3 separate regions of the Homo sapiens genome follow, and regions 2 and 3 are each linked to region 1. A link is an interaction called in ENCODE POLR2A ChIA-PET data of the cell type or tissue named here. Cell type or tissue: GM12878. All regions are shown on one strand. Each heading gives the region's core, and the rest is flanking DNA. Links, peaks and the distances in the headings are about the cores only. Region 1 overlaps PPTC7 (protein phosphatase targeting COQ7). Region 2 overlaps HVCN1 (hydrogen voltage gated channel 1). Region 3 holds the start of LOC124903017 (a long non-coding RNA gene).

The links. Peaks named below come from ENCODE experiments on the same cell type or tissue, not always from the same donor. Only the 100,000 strongest peaks of a DNase experiment are listed, where the experiment ranks them.
Region 2: POLR2A ChIA-PET joins it to region 1 with 5 read pairs; 3 of 35 experiments call an interaction of 5 or more read pairs at or near these places.
Region 3: POLR2A ChIA-PET joins it to region 1 with 5 read pairs; 3 of 35 experiments call an interaction of 5 or more read pairs at or near these places.

What each region holds. Positions count from the first base shown.
Region 1 is chr12:110,575,964-110,582,247 of GRCh38, forward strand. The region is part of intron 1 of PPTC7 (protein phosphatase targeting COQ7); the gene reads right to left. Among named protein-coding and RNA genes, the nearest start is that of PPTC7, 4.2 kb to the right of the region's middle. RefSeq lists an enhancer at 3,691-3,940. In GM12878, for the core only: no CTCF peak of the experiment used is centred there; a DNase peak (open chromatin) is centred at 2,298; H3K4me3 peaks cover 3,585 bases; H3K27ac peaks cover 3,939 bases.
Region 2 is chr12:110,667,229-110,673,512 of GRCh38, forward strand. All of the region lies in intron 3 of HVCN1 (hydrogen voltage gated channel 1), which reads right to left. It overlaps LOC124903017 (a long non-coding RNA gene), which reads left to right. Exons shown (of 2, transcript XR_007063460.1): 2 at 2,893-5,695. Among named protein-coding and RNA genes, the nearest start is that of HVCN1, 19 kb to the right of the region's middle. RefSeq lists enhancers at 1,794-1,893, 2,944-3,083, 5,058-5,207. In GM12878, for the core only: a CTCF peak has its summit at 1,402; DNase peaks (open chromatin) are centred at 2,029, 2,429 and 3,133; H3K4me3 peaks cover 2,611 bases; H3K27ac peaks cover 4,000 bases.
Region 3 is chr12:110,658,133-110,664,416 of GRCh38, forward strand. HVCN1 (hydrogen voltage gated channel 1) reads right to left here. Exons shown (of 8, transcript NM_032369.4): 4 at 3,032-3,316. It overlaps LOC124903017 (a long non-coding RNA gene), which reads left to right and starts at 4,539. Exons shown (of 2, transcript XR_007063460.1): 1 at 4,539-5,065. RefSeq lists enhancers at 3,278-3,780, 3,371-3,660, 3,961-4,010. In GM12878, for the core only: no CTCF peak of the experiment used is centred there; a DNase peak (open chromatin) is centred at 3,519; H3K4me3 peaks cover 3,684 bases; H3K27ac peaks cover 3,269 bases.

The sequences.
Region 1 (6,284 bases), core at 788-4,787:
AACAGAAGTTTAAAAAGCAAACAGCAAACCTCCTCTATCCATCAACCCTGTAATCTTATGTATTACAGAATGAAAGACCACTCAGAATAGTCAGAAAGCCACTAGTCAATGGCTTCCTAAACCCTGCTATTTCATTAGTCCTAGATGGCTCTTTTACTAAATCCACTCACACTTCCTTATTAATATTCCACAATTTTCTCTTGGAAGCACACAGCTCATTATGAAATCAGGCATATTTAAAGTACTGATTGATCTCAGAATTTATATATTTGATTGCTGCAATTTTTAAAGTATTTTCCCTTATATAAAATAATTATATGTATATTAATATTATATAGCTACATAAAAAAACAGCTATATTCCTCACAAAGTTAAACAGGGTTACAATATGACCCAGCAATTCTACTCCTAGGTATATATCCCCTCAAATTAAAAACATGTCCATACAAAAGCTTGCACACAAATGTGCACAGCACTATTCACAATAGCCAAAAGTAGAAACAACTCGATGGCCATCAACAGATGAATGGATCAACAAAATGTGGTATATAAATATAATGGAACATTATTCAGTCATAAAAAGGGAGGAAGTACTGACACATGCTCCAACATGGATGAACTCTGAAAACATGCTAAGGGAAAACATGCTAAGGAAAAGGCCACATATTACACGATCCATTTGTATGAAATGTCTCAAACACAAATCCACAGACAGAATCTGCTTTCTGTTGCCAGGGAGATGGGGAGTGACTGCTAATGGATAGGGGGTTTCTTGGGGGGTGATGAAAAACATTCTGGAACTAGATAGTGGCAGTGGCTGTACAACTTTGTGAATGTAAAAACTACTGAACTGTACACTTTAAAAGGATACATGCTATGGAATGTGAATTATACATATCAGTTTTTAAAAATTCACTCAAGGGGCTGGGCACGTGGTTCACGCCTGTAATCCCAGCACTTTGGGAGGCCAAGGCAGGTGGATCACCTGAGGTCAGGAGTTCGAGACTAGCCTGGCCAACATGGTGAAACCCCGTCTCTACTAAAAATATAAAAATTGGCCAGGTGTAATGGTGGGTGCCTGTAATCCCAGCTACTTGGGAGGCTGAGGCAGAAGAACTGTTTGAACCCAGGAGGCAGAGGTTGCAGTGAGCCAAGATCGCGCCACTGCTCTCCAGCCTGGGCACAAGGGCGAGACTCTGTCTCAAAAAAAAAAAAAAAAAAAAAATTCACTCAGGGTCATATTTGCTATCAACAGGTAGATGATGCTGGAATCTGACTTTAAGAAAATTATGGCATGTCCTGCACATGTATCCTGGAATTTAAAAAAAGTAAAATTAAAAAAAAAAAGAAAAAAAAATTATGGTAATATAATGAGAGTGGTGTCCTGACATGGCTTGAAATCTAGCTGAGGAAAATTCCAACAAGGACTTCTTGAAAGACTGAAGTCAGTGGGTGCACACACACACTCTGAAGGTGACTACTTTTTTAAAAGGACAACTCACTTTCAGAATAGAGGTTCTATAAGTACATTAAAATGATCATGACTGTTTGAAAACACCAAATTCTACCTCATCCATTCACTTCCTAAATATAATTTAGATCTTAATTTTGTTCATATGATCTTTACACCTCAAGACAACTACTTTTAAGACTGACATTACTCACAAAAACACTTCAAAATCCTGACCACGATCAAAATCAGATCCAAAGGCTGGGATATGAAATTATTTTAATTTCACTTTTAGGTTTCAAGTTTAAGCTTAAATAAACATCCCACAGTTTCATAATAAATACTTTACAACTCAATATTCAGAGGTCAAAATTTATATGGCACAGACCAGGCTGCCATTTTTAAAATAAGTGGTTTCTCTAAACTGTGGTTTAGCATGCAGAGGAGTTTTTGTTGCACATCAGTTATGAGTCAGAGTGAATAAAGAAGTTATAAACACACACACACACACACCCAGGAAAAGCATTCGAAGCACAAAAGTATCAGGAGACTGACTGGTTTTTAATTCACATATATCATCAAGAAAACTTGACCAGTGGTCTAACGGGGACAGGACTGGGAAAGGGAGTCTCAGATGAGAGACTGAGATAGGTGTCAGCCTCAGTTCCACCAATAACTAGTAGAGTAACCTTGGGGAAGTCATCTGACTCTCTGGAGGCCTGTTTTCTCATCAGTGAGGTGAAAAAAACTAGACTCCAAGGTTTCTAAGTGTTACAATTCTCAACAGTCTTTGATTCTATTGTTAAGTAGCATAAGGCTGTGGGAAGCCCAGGTATTACAACATGCAGTTCTCATATTTTTGTGCACCTAGGAAGCCATGCCACGTAGAGTAATAAGAGAACTCAGAATTAGCCACAGGGAAGAAGGAACAAGAAAAGTGTACACGGCTCCCGCTAGTACTGGTTTACTCCTGTTGGACCTAGTAAAGAGAAAGCACCTTTGACAATTTTCTAGAGAATGATAGGAGTGGTTCCTATGTCTCACCACACCCAACATAGTCAGTTTTTCCGAAACGAAATACAGTGGGGACTATACAAAATGTTGTGAAGCACCAAGCACTATTAGTCACTGCATGACTAATAGGACAGATCAATTTTAAATTAAAGAAACAAAAGAGATTTCTCTTTCTCATATAAAAAGAAAGAAACAGCTTTCATTCCAGTCAAGGAGTCCTAGATGACCACAGTGAATAATCTGTTACACGGATACTCAGTAATAAATATGGTGTCAATTCAAAGAAAATTAATTATCTACAGAACCAAAAGGTTCAAAAGCACTTAAGTTCAACGTAACGTTATTACTCAACATAGCCTTTTAATGTAATTCAGGTTGTAACTCCAACCTCTAGAGTTGACAGCAGTATTAAAGAGTCATTCAAAGTCATCACCTTAGCCAGACACTGTGGCTCACACCTGTAATCCTAGCACTTTGGGAGGCTGAGGCAGGTGGATGACATGAGGTCAGGAGTTCGACACCAGCCTAGGCAACGTGGCGAAACCTCATCTCTACTAAAAAAATACAAACAATTAGCCGGGTGAGGTGGCACATGCCTGTAGTCCCAGCTACTCGGAAGGCTGAGGCACAAGAATCGCTTGAAGCTGGGAGGCAGAGGTTGCAGCGAGCCAAAATCGTGCCACTGCACTCCAGCCTGGGTGGCAGAGCAAGACTCTATCTCAAAAAAAAAAAAAAGTCATCACCTTTTACGGTATCAACTAAATAGAAGTCACCATCATATGAACTGGTTCAGGACAGCCAAGGATCAAATGAGGCCAACTCATGAAGTTATTTCAGGTGGCTTCCAAGACTGCCGTCCGGAAGAGCTCCTCCACAACAGGACAGTCCTGGAGAACCTGTCCTTCACTGCCCCTATCCCCCACCATTTGCATATGTGCATGCTTGATCTTTGTCAAACATGGCTAACAACCACCTTTTGGTCACATCAGCTACCAGTATCTGACTGTGTCTGCTGGCATTCCCTTCAAGGGTACAGAGCTGGGGTTCTTGATCTGATTCCTATGCATGGACCTCCAGGTGGTATCAGAGGAGTCATGGAGTCAGCAAAGTTCCTAAGAGCCCATGCAAAATTTTATCTCTGTGCACAGGGTCCTGATCCTCAGGGGTTGTGAATCAAGGAAAGCTAAAAACCACTGGTTTAGTGCTACATACAAAACAGGAATCTACTGAAGGTGCCCGTGACACCTGTCATTTGAGGTGCAGAACAAAGGGTGCCATCTATTCAAAGCAAAAGTAAAATATGGGCTGGGCGCGGTGGTTCATGCCTGTAATCCCAGCAGTTTGGGAGGCCGAGGCTGGTGGATCACCTGGGGTTAGGAGTTCGAGTACAGCCTGGCCAACATGATGAAACCCCGTTTGTACTAAAAATACAAAAATTAGCCGGGCGTGATGGCGCGCGCCTGTAATCCCAGCTACTCAGGTGGCTGAGGCAGGGGAATCACTTAAACCCGGGAGGCGGAGGTTGCAGTGAGCCGAGATGGCGCCATTGCACTCCAGCCTGGGCAACAAGAGCGAAACTCCATACCCGCACCCCCCACCCACCAAAAAAAAAAAAGAAAAGAACAAAAGAAAATGTGATATGATGGTCAGAAGCTGTAGTCACTAAGGGTCAGATCGTCCATTCCCTTTATCCCCTAGTCCAGATAAACCAAAGGAGACTCAAGAGAGACTCTGCCCAAGACCACAAATCACAGAGCTACTAAGTGGCAAAGCTGAGCATCAAAGTTCACTGGATTTCCACCAGGATGTCAGGGCATGAAATTATGTTTATACTTTTTTAGAATGGGTTTGACCAAAATCCCCCCAATTCTTGTAAATATCCCACTCCATTAAGAAGGTAGCCTTCCAAAATTTTATTGTATTTTTTTTGAGACGGAGTCTTGCTCTGTTACCCAGGCTGGAGTGCAGTGGTGTGATCTCGGCTCACCGCAACCTCCATCTCCCAGGTTCAAGCAATTCTCCTGCCTCAGCCTCGCTAGTAGCTGGGACTACAGGCGTGTGCCACCACACCTGCCTAATTTTTGTATTTTTTAGTAGAGACGGGGTTTTGCCATGTTGGCCAGGCTGGTCTCGAACTCCTAACCTCAGGTGATCCGCCCACCTCCGCCTCCCAAAGTGCTGGGATTACAGGCGTGAGCCACCACGCCCGGTCTAGCCTTCCAAAATTTTAAAATCAAGCTTCCATATAGAATTTGATACATTTAAATACTCCCCAAATCATCAATCAAGTCACGGATCTTTCACAAAAGTCGCATACAGATTTTTTATTTTATTTTTTTTTTGAGACGGAGTCTCGCACTGTCGCCCAGTCTGGAGTGCAGTGGCACGATCTTGGCTCACTGAAGCCTCCACCTCCCTGGTTCAAGAGATTCTCCTGCCTCAGCCTGTTGAGTAGCTGGGACTATAGGCATGCGCCATCACGCCCGGCTAATTTTTGTATTTTTAGTAAAGACTGGGTTTCACCATATTGGTCAGTCTGGTCTTGAACTCTTGACCTCATGATCCACCCGCCTCAGCCTCCCAAAGTGCTGGGATTATAGGAGTGAGCCACCACGCGCAGCCCAGCATACAGATTTATGAGGTGAACCTTAGAGGCTCATTATCCCCTATCCTATGTTATGAACACAACTTTAAGAAGCAACACAGGGGCCAGGCTCACACTTGTAATCCCAGCACCTTGGGCGGCCGAGGCGAACACGAGGCCGATCACGAGGTCAGGAGTTCGAGACCGGCCTGGCCAACACAGTGAAACCCCATCTCTACTAAAAATACAAAAATTAGCTGGACATGGTGATGGGCGCCTATAATCCCAGCTACTCGGGAGGCTGAAGCAGGAGAATCGCTTGAACCGGGGAGGCGGAGGCTGCAGTGAGCCAAGATTGCGCCACTGCACTCCAGCCTGAGTGACAGAGGTAGACTCCGTCTGAAAAAAAAAAACGCAGCACAGGTCACAAGCTCATTGAGTGAGGCACTTCTAAATGTATCAGGGAAGACAGCCACTGACAGCTGACTTCGGGGTGGATTTGTACAATTTCAATCTGCAAGCTGCAGGACCTTTCTAAGTCTCCCTCTCATGTTAATATCAATAGCGTTGCCTAAACATTAAATGCTTTTTCTTCAACCCAGGTAATGGGGTCATTCATAAATTAAACTGAGAACAACCTTTCCAGTCCCATGTTCACAAACACTACATGTAGTAGAACCAAAGATACTAGGCAATTATTCTGAGATCAGATTAAAAAATAATTACTGTCATAAAAAAGTTACAGAATCATTTGTTCCAATGCCAAACTCTGCCTCAGCATATGAAATTTAAAGTAACCAAAAACTTAGTCTCACCTGGGAAGGGAAATCAAAGTGACATTTGAACCCAAGTTCAATGACAACACGTCCTTCAATTTCAAAGCGAGCGCATTGCTTTATTCATTCAAAGAGTTTTAACGGCACAATATCCCATAGCATACACAAAATCTCCTAAGGCGTACATTATGGTAAAGTTTCTGACTGCTTGTGAACTATATTTAGCCCTTTCTGCCAGCTCTCTCCGTAGTCTCCCACCCCCAAAAGGTATAACTGGAATAGGCCTCAGGGAGCACCTGTGGCCTGAAAAGGCTGTGACCAATCCTCAGAGCTTTACCGGCTGCAATCTACAAGTAGGCTCGACCATTCTATTTTGGATCAAGGAGACTCTGCCAACCCCCAAGTGACCGCAAGTGGACAAGATCAATTTGGGAGAAAACGCTGTGAGGGTTTTTTCGCC
Region 2 (6,284 bases), core at 723-4,722, 91 kb after region 1:
GGTTCAAGTGATTCTCCTGCCTCAGCCTCCCGAGTAGCTTGGATTACAGGCGCTGCCAACACACCTGGCTAAGTTTTGTAATTTTAGTAGAGACAGGGTTTCACCATGTTGGCCAAGCTGGTCTCGAACTCCTGACCTCAGGTGATCCGCCCGCCTCTGCCTCCCAAAGTGCTGGGATTACACGCGTGAGCCACCGTGCCTGGCCATAATTCCCTTTTTTGAGATAGGGTCTCGCTCTGTCACCCAGGCTGGACTGTAGTGTGCGATCACGGTTCACTGCAGCCTTGACCTCCCGGGATCAAGCGATCCTCCCACAAAAGCCTCCTGAGTAGCTGGAACTATAGGCACATACCATCACGCTCAGCTAATTTTTTGTATTTTTTTGTAGAGGCAGGGTTTTGCTATGTTGCCCAGGCTGGTCTCAAACTCCTGGGCTCAAGTGATCCACCCGCCTCGGCCTCCCAAAGTTCTGGGATTACAGGCATGAGCCCATGCCTGACCCCATACTTTCCTTTGGAAACACCTTACCTGGCAGACAAGAGCAGCCTGTCCTATTTCTCAGTAGTGTGGGAACCTCAAGGTACTTTGCAAAAACCGCATTTATATTTTACAGAAGAGGAAATTTTTCTTTCTGAAACCTTGCAACTGGTGAAGAAGCAACTTTTAGTAATTTGGGATGAAAATATCTAGGGCACTCAGCAGAGCAGAAAACATTTCTGGTTTTCAGTCAAAAGTCTGTCATGCCAGAAGCAGAAAAGCTCCAGAAAAGGGCAAAGATAGGGTTGATCAAGAGAATGTGGTGGGCCTCAGCAGCTTCACCATGCACTCCAGACTCCTAGCATTCATGGACAGACTGATCCTGCCACCACGCCCGGCTAATTTTTGTAATTTTAGTAGTGTGGCGTACAGAGCACCTGCCTCGGTGCCTGGCTCAGAGCAGCCCCCAGCTCTGGAAGTGCCAGCTATGATCATCCCTTAACAACAAAAACTCACCTGGGCATGGTGACTCACATCTGCAATCCCAGCACTTTGGGAGGCCAAGATGGGCAGATCACTTCAGGTCAAGAGTTTGAGACCAGCCTGACCAACATGGCGAAACCCCATCTCTATTAAAAACAAACAAAAAAATAGCCAGGCGTGGTGGTGGGCACTTGTAATCCCAGCTACTTGGGAGGCTGAGGCATGAAAATTGCTTGAACCTAGGAGGCAGAGGTTGCAGTGAGCCAAGATCATGCCACTGCACTCCAGCCTGGGTGACAGAGTGAGACTGTCTCAAGAAAACAAAACAAAAAACCCCAAAACTCTTCTCCTCCAGCTTCATCACCATCCTTGGATATTTCATTTCTCTGCCCACTGCCTGCCTCTGCATCCCTCAGGCTGTTAAGTTACATGAGCTGATACAGCCGCTTTGTGGCTTAAGTGACACTGAGCTGTGTTTCTGTCACTTATAACCCCAAAAGTCTACAGGTGGAGTTGCTGATGCGGGACACCCCCACAGCTCCATCTCCCATGCAAGAATCCTTGCTGTCCCCACTGTACCCTGATGCTCCTCTGCGGTCACCTTTCCATATCAAAACCTGTGACCGTGGCTCCAACCTGCCTGACGGTCCCACACTCTTTGACGCTGTTGAATCTGCTGTGCTTGGCAATCTCGCCCCCTGCTTCTCCTGCTATCTCTGGCCACCCTCCTCAGCTTCCTGTACCATGTCCCTGCCCCATACCAGGAGTCCTGGAGACCTCAGCCTTGACCCTGTCCTTGGGCCGGTGACTCTCTCTTTGGGGGCCTTAGCACAGCTGTGTTCTCGGTGCCGTTCACGTTCAAATCAAAGACTCCAGTCTGATGTTCAAGATCCTGCTGGGTCATTGGTTTGCTGTGACCCAACTGACCTGATTTCTTACCTTTCTCTCCCAGTCCACTCCTCCTTCCACATCCCCTAGGGCACGCTGTCACTTACCTGGCTGCCCAGGCCAAGAACAGAAAATCGTCCTTGGCTCCTCCTTCTCCCTCACACCCCATCGGTTTCACTTCCTGAACCTGGCTGGCACTCCATCGTCCCCTCTCCCTCACCAGAACCTGCCCTGACCCTCCCTCCACCTGCCTGCAGCCAGGGTCCTCCTTCTCCAATGCCAACCTGACTGTGTCCCTGCTGTGCAGCGACCTCCATGCCCACAACTGCCTTCAGGATCGAGTCCCAGCTCTCTTGGCTTCCCCAGGCCCTGGTCTCCCTGCCAGCCTTATTCCTTCCTAGCACCCTGCCTCTGCCAGCCTCCAGCCACATGGAACTTGCAGTTCTAGAGCGGACCACGCTCTCTTGCTTCCAGGACTCCGCATGGCCTGTCCCCATCCCATCTATCTTCCAGGTCTTACACCTAGATTTTACCTTCCCTGGGAGGCCTTCTTTAATTCTCCCTCACCCCAGTTGGGGTGTACGTCACACTGTCTTAACAACCACTGAGACACTGTCCCCACCACATTGGGCTGTGAACGCTGGGAGGGCAGAGACTCTTCCTCAGTCACAGGGAGAGGCTCAAGAAGTGGTTAAGAGGCCGGGCGCGGTGGCTCAAGCCTGTAATCCTAGCACTTTGGGAGGCCGAGACGGGCAGATCACCTGATGTCAGGAGCTCGAGACCAGCCTGACCAACAGGGTGAAACCCCATCTCTACTAAAAATACAAAAATTAGCCAGGCATGGTGGCACATGCCTGTAATCCCAGCTACCTGGGAGGCTGAGGCTGCAGTGAGCCAAGATTGCGCCCCTGCACTCCAGCCTGGGTGACAGAGCGAGACTCCATCTCAAAAAAAAGAAAAAAGAAATGGTTAATAAATGAATGGATTAACAAAATCTTAGGCACTACTCCTTCAAGGTAAACATATTGCTGACCTCTTTTACAGGTATTAGACCAGAAAAACTACCATCTGGGAGAGAAGGGGAAAGTGAAAAAGACAGACCTAGAAGCGAAGGAGAGAAAAGCATTTTGTGGATGCCTATTTTTACAGGCTCAGAAGCCGCCATCTGTGGGAGGGGGAAAGTCCCTAGTTCATTGTTATCTGACAATCGGAGAAAAAGGTACTTTTTAAGAAAGTCAGCCAACTCCCAACTCCCATGGCCTGATGTCCCTTCAGTTTGCATTTCCCTGTTCCCTCCCAGAGCTATTTTGGGGGACTTGATTTGCATATTAACCACCCTCACCCCAAAACTCTAAGACACAATGGCAGCAACGTGTATTACTATGGTTGCTTATTTTATCACACCTCATATCATCTCAGCATGCTGCTAACTTCCTTCCATGCACTATTTCATTTCAATTCCTAACAACCCTGAGGTTGAGGCCATCCTTTAGGGTCCTGGTGAGGGGGGGCCTTGTCCAAGGTCACACACTGTGGGGAACTGGAAAAGCAGGATCTGCCCCTGGGCTCCATGACTTGGAGACTATGTTCTAGAAAACACAGCTGACAGAAAGCCAGGCAGCCAGTGACCGGAGAGCCACCTGCTCAGAGGGTGGAGTAGGTGGAATTGTGCACACCCCCCTAACAATTCCTGTCCCCCTGGACCCTTAGAATGTGACCTTATTTGGAATGTAGGTCTTTGCAGATGTAACTAAAGATGATAAGATGAAATCATACTGGATTTAGGGTGGGCCCTAAATCTGGTGATTGGTGTCCTTACAAAAAGAGAAAAGGGGCCAGGCGCGGTAGCTCACGCCTGTAATCCCAGCACTTTGGGAGGCTGAGGTGGGTGGATCACTTGAGGTCAAGAGTTCAAGACTAGCATGGCCAACATGGCAAAACCCCGTCTCTACTAAAAATATAAAAATTGACCAGGTGCAGTGGCTCATGCCTGTAATCCCAGCACTTTGAGAGGCCAGGGTGGACAGATCGCCTGAGGTCAGGAGTTCAAGACCAGCCTGCCCAACACATTGAAAACCTGTCTCTACTAAAAATACAAAAATTAGCCGGGCGTGGTGGTGGGTGCCTGTAATCCTAGCTACTCCGGAGGCTGAAGCAGGAGAATCGCTTGAACTCGAGAGGCTGCAGTGAGCCGAGATCATGCCATTGCACTCCAGCCTGGGAGACTGAATGAGACTCGGTCTCAAAAACAAAAAAAGAGAAAAGGACACACAGAGGGTAAGGTCACGTGAAGGTCACAGAGGTCAGAATGATACGTCCACAAGCCAAAGACTGCAGACAACACCAGAGGCTGGGATGGAAGAGGCCTGGGACACATCTCCCCATCCCAAAGCGTCCAGGAGCCAGTCCTGCCAACACCTTGATTTTGGGCTTCTGGTTTCTGGAACTGGTGAGAATGAGTTCCTGTTGTTGAAGCCCCCCAGTTTGTAGTAGTTTGTCACAGCAGCCACAGGCAACCAGGACAGAGGGTGTGTGCCTGAGTTAGCCAGGATGGTCTGTAGGCCAGGTACTGTCTTTCCCTTTATCTTTCCGGGCCACACATTTGTCCTGGACTCCAAGGAGAAAGCCGACTTCTTCAGGGCCCAAAACCACTTGGAGAAAGCCCGATTCTGCAGCCAACAACAGCGACAGCGGCTCCTTTTGCTCAGAGCCCACCGGTCACATCACCTGCTGTCGCTTGATACTTTTAATGCTCCTAAGAAGTAGGCAGGAAGGGTAGGTGAAGTCTCTCCATTTTGCACAAGGGCAAACTGAGGCCTGGGGAGGCGAGACCACTTGCCTGAAGTCACACCGTGCCGCACATTTTGGCAGGGTGACAGAGGCAGAGGGAAGTGGGCACTCCTGTATGCCAGCTGTTGGGCATGTAAATGGGTGTATTCTTCCTAGGAGGGTAACAGGGCAGTTCCTTTCATCTTTTGAAAAAATATTTGAGTCTCTCTGATGTGCCAGGCTTGGGGACAAAGGAGGGGATTGGCCCTAAACCAATTTATATCAAAATTTTATTTCCTTTTTATTGAGATGGGATCTCATTTTGTTGTTCAGGCTGGAGTGCAGCCGCAAACTCCTGGGCTCAAGCAATCCTCCCGCCTCAGCCTCCCAAGTAGCTAGGACTACAGGTGTGTGCCACCATGGCTACCTTGGTTTCTATCAACATTTAAAATGTCCTTATTGCTTGACTTTACAAGAGACTCCCACGTGCACACAGGTGCTTGCTCCAGTCCTGCTTCAAGAGCCCTAAACCGGAAACCACCTCAAAGTCTGTTGCCCAGGACACCATGGAAGACCCACACCACAGAGCACCACACCACTGTGTGGCAGGCCTGTAGACCTCACACACCCACAGGGAAAGGGGTCCTCAATCTACGATTATGGGAAAACTGACAAAATCAACCCCAACTCCCAGGAGGAGAGAGGGACTGGGTTGGTGAGTGAAACTTTGCATTTTTTTTTCTAATAGGTTTGGCTGATACCAAACCTATTAGATATGATTTGGTTTGGCTGTGTCCCCACCCAAATCTCAACTTGAATTACCTCCCAGAATTCTCATGTGTTGCTGGAGGCACCCGGGGGAGGTAACTGAAACATGGGGGCCAATCTTTCCCATGTGATTCTCATGATAGTGAACAAGTCTCACAAGATCTGATGGGTTTATCAGGGGTTTCTGCTTTTGCTTCTAATTTTCTCTTGCTGCCGCCACATAAGAAGTGCCTTTCGCCTCCTGCCATAATTCTGAGGCCTCCCCAGCCATGTGGAATTGTAAGTCCAATTAAACCTCTTTTTCTTCCCAGTCTCAGGTGCGTCTTTATCAGCAGTGTGAAAACTAATACAGTAAATTGGTACCAGTAGAGTGGGACATTGCTGAAAAGATACCTGAAAATGTGGAACCAACTTTGGAACTGGGTATCAGGCAGAGTCTGGAATAGTTTGGAGGGCTCAGAAGAAGACAGGGAAGTGTGGGAAAGCGTGGAACTTCCTAGAACTTGTTGAATGACTTTGCCCAGAATGCTGATAGTGATCTGGACAATAAGGTCCAGGCTGAGGTGGTCTCAGATGGAGATGAGGAACTTTTTGGCAACTGGAGTAAAGGTGACTTTTGGCATGTTTTAGCAAAGAGCTGGCAGCATTTTGCCCCTGCCATAGAGATTTGTGGAGCTTTGAACTTGAGAAAGATGATTTAGGGTATCTGGCAGAAGAAATTTCTAAGCAGCAAAGCATTCAATGCCTGCTGTTAAAGGCATTCAGTTGTATAAGGGAAGTAAGGCATAAAAGTTTGGAAAATTTGCAGCCTGATGATGTGATAGAAAAGAAAAACCCATTTTCTGGGGAGAAATTCAAGCCAGCTACAGAAATTTCCATAAATAGCAAGGAGCCTAATG
Region 3 (6,284 bases), core at 1,072-5,071, 82 kb after region 1:
GTCATTCATGGCTTCCTTGGGCCCTGAATAACCCTGTATTCTCTCCCTTGGTTGTGCCATCCCATGTAAGAAGGGACCTCAATTAACTATTAATATATCAAGCACCTTGGCCATCTCAAACCACCCAAGAAAGGGATCCCAGGAGCTTCCTGGATGCCGATCCTACCTGCAGAGACTACAACCCCTGAGCCTCACCACCTACTCCAGTGTGGCCTCACTGCTGCCACCAAGTCCCTCCACAAATCTGATCTCCCACCCACACACTTAGAGCTTTCAAAGGCAGCCCATGACCCGTGGATGACCTTCCCTGGCCTCTTCTCTTGCCAATTGCCTGCTGGCAACACCCATACCCGATCCACGTGCGCCCTTCTCAATTCCTCCAATGCTGCAGGTCCTTGGCAAACGAAGCCCCTCTACCTGGAAGCCTCCCACGCCATCCACCCATCGGGCTCACTCCTGCTCAGCATGCAGGTGTCACCTCCTTCGACTCCAGTCCCTGATCAGGTCCCCCCACCCCCAGGACCTCTCAGAGCCCCCCTCCTCCCTGCGGAGGGCTTCTCTCCATTTGTAACCAATGTGTGTCTCAGTGATGGCTCCCGTCATTCCTGCCTTTCTGCAGCCTGCCAAATCCTCAATGAGGGCAAAGATGTGTCTGCCACATTTGTCACTGTACACAGCAGGTGCTCAATAAGTGACTGTTGGGTGGGTGAATAAACACCTCCACTCACTTTATGACAGGCATTCGTCTTTTTCCCCAGCAGGAGTATCTGGGTGTCCCAGCTCAGGGGCCAGTCCCCAGCCCTAAGCCCAGGCAGGAGGGGGATATCCTGATGGGGCGGCCCAGGGCTCCCCTTGCAGCTGCAAGGAAGCTGTTTCCTTCCTTCTGCTCCTGAAATTGAGGGTTTGGGATTTCAAACCCAACAACTTAATAGCATGTTTCCTTTCCCATCACAGCCACAGAGAAGCTGGGTCGCCAGGCGCTCTGGCATGTCAGCTGGCTTGCTTTGCTGCTTTCAGCTTTGCTGCTTTCAGCCACACAAGAGAGTGGGGAAAAAAAAAGACCAAAATAATTTTTTTTTTCTCTTTTACCCTGGAGTAAAGTCAGCAATGGAAGAGGCAAGGGCTACATTTCTCTGCTTCCAGAAGAGGGACAGGCTCTATTTCAGCCACACAAGAGTGGGGAAAAAAAAGACCAAAATAATTTTTTTCTCTTTTACCCTGGAATAAAGTCAGCGATGGAAGAGGCAAGGGCTACATTTCTCTGCTTCCAGAAGAGGGACGGGTCTATTTTGTTTGGGGACACCTGCAATAGCATCCCCTAAATGCCCACCTTTGAGAACTGTGGGCTTCCCTGTGGTCTCCAGACCTGTGCCCTCCCAGGACTTGAATGTGTTTCCAGGCACCCAGACATAGGCTCTGCCACCTTGGGGATGGGGATTGGGTCCAGAGAGGGCTGACCAGACTCCACTTGCATTTGTCCCTCAAAATCAGAAATGTCCTTCTAGACTGTGTATGGTGGCTCACGCCTGTAATCACAGCACTTTGGGAGGCCAAGATGGGAGGATCACTTGAGGCCAGGAATTCGAGACCAGCCTGGGCAACATAGCAAGATCCCATCTCTTAAAAAAAAAGCCCTTCTAAATGGCGGGACATGGCCAGGCATAGTGGCTCACGCCTGTAATCCCAGCACTTTGGGAGGCTGACACGGGTGGATCACTTGAGGTCAGGAGTTTGAGACCAGCCTGGCCAATGGTGAAACCCCGTCTCTACCAAAAATACAAAAATTAGCCAGGTGTGGTGGCAGGCACCTGTAATCCCAACTACTTGGGAGGCTGAGGCAGGATAGCTTGAACCCAGGAAGCAGAGGTTGCAGTGAGCTGAAATCATGCCACTGCACTCCAGCCTGGGTGACAGAGCAAGACTCTGTCTCCAATCAATCAATCAATCAATGGCAGGACAGTTGGCCGGGCACGGTGGCTAATACCTGTAATCCCAGCACTTTGGGAGGCTGAGGTGGGTGGATCACCTGAGGTCAGGAGTTCAAGACCAGCCTGACCAACATAGTGAAACCCTGTCTCTACTAAAAATGCAAAATTAGCCAGGCGTGGTGGCAGGCGCCTATAATCCCAGCTACTCGGGAGGCTGAGGCAGGAGAATTGCTTGAACTCCACAGAAAGTTCAGTTCCCTTCGCTCGTCTGTGAGGACCACCCCAGCTCTGCTTTCTCCCTGCAACCACACCTGGAGACTATCAGCAGTGGGCTAAGGCCAGGACAGGCAGGTATTTTGGGCATCACTCCACAAGAGAGACTGAGGCCCCCAGCGTGATGGGTCTCCATGAGGCAGGGGAGCCTCTGGCACTGAGTGTTCGCAGAGTGAACAGATGAGTGTTTTTTCTGTCTCCGTTATTTACCCTTTATTTATTTTTTTTGTGTGTGGTAAAATTTGCATAACGTAAAATTTACCATTTTAAAGTTGGCGTAAAACTTAGTGGCATTCAGTCCATTCACAAGGTTGTGTAACCATCACCACTATAATTCCAGAACATTTTCATCTCCTCAAATGGAAACACTCCCACCTGTGGCAGCCGCCAATCTGCTTCCTGTCTCTATGGATTTGCCTGTTCTAGATGTTTTGTATCAATGGAATCCTACACTCTGGCCTTTTGTGTCTGGCTTCTTTCCCTCAGCACCATGTTTTCAAGGTTCATCCACATTGTGGCATGGATCAGCACTTCTTTGCTTTTGATGTTGGAATCATATTCCACTGTATGGATAGAACACATTCGGTTTAACACTCATCCATTGGTGGACCTTTTGCTTTTGGATCATGGCTCTTTTCTCCCTGACAACTTGAGATCTGCCTACCGCATTCCCAGCACGGTACAGGGTCCCCGGCACGTGGTAGGTGCTGGGCAAACACTCGTAGAATGAATGAGGCAGTGGCCAAATGGGCTCAGCCTGGCCGCCTGCCTCACATTCCCCGATGGCTCTCCTGCCAGCTCTGGGTATCCCGGACTCCTGCCCCACCTACCTGAAACCTGTGGGAGCTGAACAGTTTCCTCAACATGCCCCTGAAGTCAAGGGGGGCCCTGGGTGCGGGGCCAGGGGCAGGGGCAACGTCAGGGGCTGCAGCTCTGCCTTCCTCGCCTGAGACTGGTGTGGGTGGTGGCTGCTCCTCCTCCTCCTCCTCCTCTTCATTCTCCCATTTCTTGTAGTTGATGTTCCAGGCATGGTAGTCGTCTCCCACGACCGTGAAGTGCCTTAAGAACTTGCTCATCCTCTCAGCGGGAGCCACCTTGGCCCTGCGGGTGACTGCCTAGAAGGCGGGGACAGAGAGCAAGAGCTTCAGGCAGTTGGCCACTCAGAGCCCACATGGCCCAGGCCGGGCCAGGCCACTGCAGGTGAAGATGGTCCCGGGTGCGTAGAACCCCCTGCAAGCAGAGACCATGAGGTCACGGTGGTTTCTCGTGCTTTTATTTTTGGAATCCAGGGTCTCAGTGTCTATGAGGCAACAGGAAACTCCTGCCCCCAGCAGGCCTGTCACTGTGGTCTGGTTGGCAGTAACCAACGGAATCAGTACTGCAGCCCGGTCCCAAAACACCCGCCACGGGCCCATGTGTGAATACCGGAAGGGCGGCCCCAAGGTTCAGAGACATCACAACCTGGAAACTGGAGGGGCCAGTGGGCAGGGCGTGGGGAGGAGAAGCCAAAAGTAAAAGTACCCAGAGTTTCATAGAAAAGTCACGAGATCCCCACCCATCACGCCACACATCCTGACAGGCGCGTGGCAGATGGACATTTTCCAAGTTCAGCCAGTGCTATTCACACGGACAGTTGTTTAAAGCAAAAGCAAATATCCCTGTGCCCTCTCTCCACTTTACCCAACTTGCCCTACCAGGTATCAAATTTACATAAAGTTAAATAATTGAAATGTATAGGTATGAGTGCAAGAGCAGGCTACATGACTACTGGAACAGGAAGAGAGAGCCCAATGGAAGAGAGAGCCCAATGTCCCTGAGGGAGCCTAAAGGAGATGGGGTGGCCGTCCAGACTCACGGGAAAGAAAGGCTGGAGAGGCTGGGACACCTGGCTTTGTCAATAGGAAAAAAAAATCCATTCCCCACCTTGCCCCCCACACAGAATACATCTGAGATGCACTTACATGAATGTGTAAAGTGTATTTAAAAAGGAACAACTTAAAAAGTCTTAGAACAAAATACAGGCCAGTAACTTCATGAGCTTAGGATAGGAAAAGATTGCTTAAATAACACAAAACACCACAAAATAGGGTGCGCATGGTGGCTCATGCCTATAATCCCAGCACTCATTCCATGGGCTAAGGCAAGTAGATTGCCTGAGGTCAGGAGTTTGAGACCAGCCTGGCCAACATGGCAAGACCCCATCTCTACAAAAAATACAAAAATTAGCTGGGTATAGTGGCGCATGCCTGTAATCCCAGCTACTCAGGAGGCTGAGGCCCCAGAATCGCTTGAAGCTGGGAGGCGTGGGTTGCAGTGAGCCAAGATCATGCCACTGCACTCCAGCCTGGGCAACAGGTTGAGACCTTGTCTCAAAACACAAACAAACAACACAAAAACAAACACAAAATGCATAGATTTGACTGCATCAAAACTAAAAGCTTTATTATGACACACTGCCCCCCCACACACACCCTACAAAGTTAAAAGATATACTACAGACTGGGATAAATATTTGCAATGTATGTGATAGACAAAGAGTAACCAGAATATATAAAGAAATCTTATAAATCAAAAAGAGAAAGAAAAACTCCATGGAAAACTGGGCAGTGGACGTTGACAGGCAGGTCATGTAAGAGAAAACTCAAATAGCCAAGATGCTTATCCCCAATAATACTCAGAAAAACGCAGAGTGAAGTAACAATAGCACATCTTTTCACTCCTCAGGTTGGCAAGTGTCTTAAAGTCTACATCAAATATCGGTGAGGGCGTGAAGCAATGGGGTCTCTTGAACACTGAAGACAGAAACAGGCACCAGCACCATCATTTTGGGGAGAAATTTGGCATGATCTTGTCAAGTTGAAGTGGTGTGTATCTTTCTGAATGATTTAGTGATTCTATCCCTACATAGGGTCCAAAGAGAAACTTGGGCACATGTGCTCAAATTGGTGACATGTTCAAAAATGTTCACTGCAAATATTCACCTAGTTGGGCAGGTGTGGCAGCTCACACCTGTAATCCCCACACTTTGGGAGGCTGAGGTGGGAGGATTGCTTGAGCCCAGGAGCTGAGACCAGCCTGCGCAATAAGGCAAGACCCTGTCTGCAGAAAAATAAAAAAAATTAGCCAGGCATGGTAGCACACCTGTAGTCCCAGCTACTTGGGAGGCTGGGGCAGGAGGAGTGCTTGAGCTTGGGAGGTCGAGGCTGCAGTAAGCCATGTTCTCCAGCCTGGGCAACAGAGTGAGACGCTGTCTCAAAAAAAAAAAAAAAAAAAAAAAAAAGAATAAAAAAGAAAAAAAATTTATCTACATGTGGGAGATAGAGGAATGAATATTCTCTGTTCATGTAATGGGACACTATACAGCAGTTAAAATGAATTAACTGCGTCTCAGTATGTCACTGGTGATGCCCATGTGTACCCACTCGGCAGCACTGAATACAGTAGAACAATCACTTCTTTCTTCAAATGCTTCCTTCATTGGCTTCTGGGATGCCACAGTCTCCTGGTTTTCCTCCTATCTCAGTGGTTGTTTCCTGTTAGTTTCTTTTGGCCAGTGGATATCTTAGAGGAAGACCTTACATTTAATTTTCTTTTCTTTTTTTTAAAAAGAGGATCTCACTTGTCACCCAGGCTAGATGCAGGGGTGCGATCATAGCTCACTACAGTCTTGAATTCCTGTGCTCAAGCAATTCTCCTGCCTCAACCTCCCGGGTAGTTTGGACTGTGGCACACTATAACGTGTCTGGCTAATTAAAACAATTATTTTTTTAGAGATGGGGTCTTGCTATGTTACCCAGGCTGGTCTTAAACTCCTAGGCTAAAACAACCTTCCAGCCTCAGCTTCCCGAGTAGCTGGGATTACAGGTACATGCCACTGTGCCTGGCTTACATTTAAGTATTAAGTACAACTGTATACCCAGCACCTAGAAAAATGCCTTGCACTTAACAGACACTCAAAAATACTGAAATGTTTGTTAAGCAACAATGAATCTAGCAATGTGGATAGCTCCTAAAAAATGTTGACTGTAAAAGAAAGATATGGAAGAATAAGAACAATGTCACACCACTTAAGTAAAAATGTTA